Linked DNA regions of Homo sapiens: region 2 is linked to region 1. A link is a loop called in an ENCODE intact Hi-C map of the cell type or tissue named here. Cell type or tissue: IMR-90. All regions are shown on one strand.

Evidence for each region. Peaks named below come from ENCODE experiments on the same cell type or tissue, not always from the same donor. Only the 100,000 strongest peaks of a DNase experiment are listed, where the experiment ranks them.
Region 2: a loop joins it to region 1, with 11 times the contacts of the local background. A loop is called at or near these places in 4 of 110 quality-filtered maps.

Annotation. Positions count from the first base shown.
Region 1 is chr1:37,681,136-37,683,635 of GRCh38, reverse strand. AIRIM (AFG2 interacting ribosome maturation factor) reads left to right here. Exons shown (of 5, transcript NM_001350770.2): 4 at 199-317; 5 at 476-2,066. The coding sequence ends at 513. Among named protein-coding and RNA genes, the nearest start is that of AIRIM, 8.1 kb to the left of the region's middle. In IMR-90, a CTCF peak has its summit at 1,065 (motif pointing right); a DNase peak (open chromatin) is centred at 1,095.
Region 2 is chr1:36,702,398-36,704,897 of GRCh38, reverse strand. No RefSeq gene overlaps it. Among named protein-coding and RNA genes, the nearest start is that of CSF3R, 220 kb to the right of the region's middle. RefSeq lists an enhancer at 1,000-1,089. In IMR-90, a CTCF peak has its summit at 1,014 (motif pointing left); no DNase peak of the experiment used is centred here.

The sequences.
Region 1 (2,500 bases):
CTTTCCCTGTAGCACAAAGCCATGTTAGTAAACAGTTGCTCAGGAAATATTTGTAGCATAGGTGAATCAGGCCCACCTGGTAAAATGTAAGGATATCTGCACTTTCACTTTTATGGCTCCCTCTGGTTCTCACCAGGGTGTTTTTTTTCACTTCAGCATACTGCATTTTCTTTTGAGCAGTCCTTAACTTCCAGAAAGGTACCTGAAGAGAAAGTATCTTCTTTCGTCTATCCAGTGGGGAGACTTGGCAAACATACAAGCTTTGCCCAAGGCCTGGGACCGAATTTCAAAAGACGAACACCAAGATCTTGTACAAGGTACTGGTTTGTGTTCTTCCTTTGTGTCTCCTCTCCTCCTTTCTCTCCCTGTGGCTCGCCTCTTTGGAAGCATTAGGAAGGTGCCCTTGCTGTGCCTCTGTGTGTTTTATGTTCTCGGGAGAGGTGATAATGCCATTTTTTCTGTCTTCCTATTTCAGATATCCTATTGAATGTTTCCTTCTTCCTGGAAGAGTAAGGAAGCTATGCGTATCTGGAGACCACGGGTACCACAGTTGAAGACTGACATTCTGAACCCTGATGTTTCTAAAGAAACGTCAGTATTTCAGTCTGACATATTTGAAACATCAGTGCCTTGAACCTTAGGACTGGGTCTTGGGGAGGATTAGCGCCTAGATGTCTGATTTTGGAGCTGCAGCATGCCAGGCCGTGGCTGAGAGTATGTGAGCCATGCCTTGCCCTTTTCTGAGGCTCAGGGAAGTGGATGGAGCTAGAGAGACAACAGGAAAGACGGTGCTGAAGAACATAGTGTCTTTCCTCTATTGTGGACCTAAAGAGGTGGGGAAGCAAGGACAAGAGGCAAAGAGCCACACTGCCCTTGGCATCATCCAAAGCATTGTCTGGTTGACACCAGGTCCTGGTTTTGTGTCTTTTGTCAATACCTGAATCCTTGACAAAAGAAAAAGTGGTTTTGATGATTTAAAGAAATAAGGGTGATTTTGACAGAAAATATATTTTAAAAATTTTGACCAATTGCAATAGTTATCCTCAAGCCAATTTCCAGAACCTGCCACCAGGGGGAGGTGGTGCAGCATGAATCATTCTGAATGCTTTGTCTTTGAAGTGTTCCCCTATTGCTGTTACCATCTCAGAGGAAGTAACTGGGCATGGTGAGACTCCTAAAATGACAGGAGTTTTTTTGGCCAAAGCTGGCATCTGACTTGCCACATTCCTCTGAGTCTGGAGTAGCCGCAGGGGTGGGAGAATGCCAGCCCAGAGTCAGTCCATCGGGGTTACATTTCCAAGGTCTGCTGCCTTCATCTATGTAATGGCCGTGTTACTTTCAGATCTTTCAGCTTCCCAGAGTGTTGTGGGAATCTTGGTCATTGAATGTAAAGGGACTTAGTAAAGGGTATAGATATTTTTCAAAAATGAAAATAACTTTTTTTCTTATAAGTGATAAGCTTTTATAAAGATCATAGGAAAACTAGAAAAAATGTAAAATGTAGAAAATTGTAAAACAAACTTCATTAGAGATATTTTGATAGATACCTTTTCAGTGTCTATTTACAAATTTTTTCTTTTAATATAGATAGGGTCTCACTATATTGCCCAGCTCACTCCTGAGCTCAAGGGATCCTCCCACCATAGCCTCCCAAAATATTGGAAATACAGGCATGAGCCACTGCTCCTGACCAATTCACAAATTTTTTTAAAGAACAAACGTGCTATCATCGATACATACTGTTAGGTTGTCTTTTTTTAAAAAACCTAATGTAATTTGTTCATCTTTTTATATCTGTAAATATAGCTCAACACAGTTATATTCTTTTTGTGAATGTATTATATCTACAATTTACCTTTTTTCTTAGATTTTACATGCATTTTCCCAAATCTTTGTGTTTGCCTATCTGTAAAGGTAATACATTCTGATTACAAAAAATGAAAATGTTACATAGAAATGTACCGTTATCCATCTACCAGATAACTATTATTAATAATGTGTATTTATTTTTCCAGGAATTAAAAAACATCTATCATATAAGTATTGCAAATAAAACTTAAAAAGCATTTAAGTGTCAAGTCTTATGTTGGGCTCTGGGGACAGAAATAAAAGAGAGCCCTAGAAAGGCTCACAGTTCCACCAGGGAAAGATTAATGTGCAAATAAGTCACTGATATCTTGTTAAAATTTGGATTCTGATTCTGTAGGTCTGGGATGGGGCCCAGATTCTGCATTTCAAACGAAGTCTCAGCTAATGGTCCAAGGACCAGACTTTGGATTGCAGAGACTTAAGTTGTAATACAATAATAAAAGTGTTATAGTTAAGGTAAAAACAGGTGCTGTGGGAGAATAGAGATGATAACTAATTGCCTGTGGAACTCCTTCTTGATGACAGTGACATTTGAGGTAGGCCTTGAAGGGAATTTTACCTGGGGCTAGGAGAGGGGTGCGGGGCATTCCATGCACAGGGGATAATCTAAACAAAGGCCATGTTTGAGGCA
Region 2 (2,500 bases), 980 kb after region 1:
AAATCCTGTCTCCACTAAAAATCCAAAAATTAGCCGGGCGTGGAGGCGCGCGCCTGTCATCCCAGCTACTCAGGAGGCTGAGGCAGGAGAATCGCTTGAACCCGGGAGGCAGAAGTTGCAGTGAGCCGAGATGGCACCACTGCACTCCAGCCTGGGTGACAGAGAGAGACTCCGTCTCAAAAAACAAACAAACAAAAAAAGATGGAGAGACACGCTGCGGTCCTCCTAGGACACTGTCCCTTCATTTCAGGAAGAGTAGGGGTGGGTGAAGTTGCCACCCTGATTTCTGAAAGTCAGTTCACAAATCAGAGACATAGGCTGGTGCCGTTGTGCCGAAGGGAAGGTGTTGGACACCGCCGCAGGCTGTGTTGATGTGAATGGCGCCCATCTATTCCTCCACAGAGAGAGCCCTTCACCTGGAGAGTGCTCCGGATGCAGCCCTGGCTGCCAGTCAGAGGACGCCACCCCCAGCCACAGGGGAGAGCATGACTGCACTACGCTGAGACTATGGAAGGTCCTCCCCTGAGGTTTGTCCCATCAGAACTGAGGGAAAACAACAGATCACAGAACATCTGAGCCAAAAGTTGCTGGTGGCAGTGGTTCCGGTCCCTGGAAGGAACAAATCTGCAGGCGGAAAGGATAAATCCAACACGGAGAGAGGAGGGAGATGGTCCTGATAGCATTGGAGTTCCTGGTTGCAACTGTCCCTGAAACCCGGGCTCCGTGAGCCATAGTCTTCTTTTTGCCTTGTCTGGTTCAAATTGAGTCTGTCACTTGGAACCACCATGTTGTCACACTGTTACCGACATGTTCTCTCCACTGGCCTTCTGGAAGCAGTTCCCACGTCTTTGCTGTCTAATCCAGGCCAGTCCAGAAAGTGTGGCCTGGAGATCTGGGGCAGAGCAGACCCAGTGGCCACGCGTTCCACCCAGGGCCTCTCACTGCAGCTGCAGCACCACCCGCCCTCTTTGCCAGCACCTCGTGATTCCTGCTCTGCTGCCCTCTGCTGCCCCCAACTGGCCACAGGCATCGCTGCGCTCAACTCCTCCCGCCCCTCATGGGTTGGGGCCTTTTATCACAGGGACTCGAATCAGGAAGCAGAAGAAGCCGCAGGTCCGAAGAGTAGCAGCCTCTCCCAACTCCAGTCCCAGGTAAAAAAATGTATCTCCGGAAATGGGAACTCGAGAAAATCTTTACTATTACATGTGGGTTAAAAACACTCTTGTCTTCCCTAGGGGTGCGAATACTCATAATGTACAATGGGAGTTGCTGCTGCAGATATTTTCTTCCAAGTGTGGACTCTAGGCAGGGTTCCCAGGAGGCTGGAGCAGTGGGAGAGAAAGACGGAGACCGGAGGAGAGAGCCTGGAGAGTTTAATAGAGAAACTAAGTCAATAAAACAAGAGGAACTATGGGGACAGCATAGTAATTCGGGATGTAAAAGAGCCGACGAAGAAGTAGGATTGAGCCCCAAAGAGCAGCGCAGCCTCTCTGGGCTCATATTTTCCATAAATACTATGCGAGGAAAGAACCATTTATGTGTTTATAGTTTCCAGGATACTTTAGCACATAATAGTGCATTTGATTTCACACCACCTGAGACAGTTGGGATGTGTGTTCCCTCCAAATCTCATGTGGAAATGTGACTCCCAATGCTGGAGGTGGGGGCCTAGTGGGAGATGTTTGAGTCACGGGGGTAGATTCCTCATGAGTGGCCTGGCGCCCTCCCACACTAACGAGTGAGTTCTCACTCTGTTAGTTATCGCGAGATCTGATTGTTAAGAAGAGCCTGGCACCTCCTCCTCTTTCTCTTGCACCCTCCCTGGCCAGCCAACGCACTTGCTCCGCCTTCACCTTCTGCCATGAGTAAAAGCTTCCTGAGGCCTCACCAGAAGATGATGCGGGCGCCATGATTGTACAGAGTGCAGAACCATGAGCCAAACAAACCTCTTTGCTCTATAAATTATCCCGTCTTGGGTATTCCTTTATAGTGACACAAAACGGACAAACGCACCTTCCAATATGGTAATACTGTTGTATTGACACTTTTTTTTTCTCTCACAAGGAAATAGATATTATGAGAGATTTAGTGGCTTGGCTGAGGCGTATTTTTTACAAACAGCGGAGCCTAAACTCAAGCCCAAGTCCAACTCCAAGTCAGGGGCTCTCTGCCTCCACGTGGGTGAGGCTGTATTGTACGTTGATCTAGCCATGCAGGCTACAGTCACACCACCTGAATGTGCCTGATCTCATCTGATCTAACCATACAAAGTGAAAGCACGGGCTTCTCCAGCGTCAGGGAACCAGGGTGCAAAATTTGGCCCTCCTATTTGCAAGCTGTGTGCCTTTGGACAAATTACTTAACTACTCTGAGTCTCCCACATGGGTGTGTCTCATGGGGTTGTTTTAAAAAGCAAACATTAGTATATGTGCATCACCTGAGCCAGGGCATGACACATAATAGGTACAATTATGATGGTCACAAGACTTACCACGTGCAT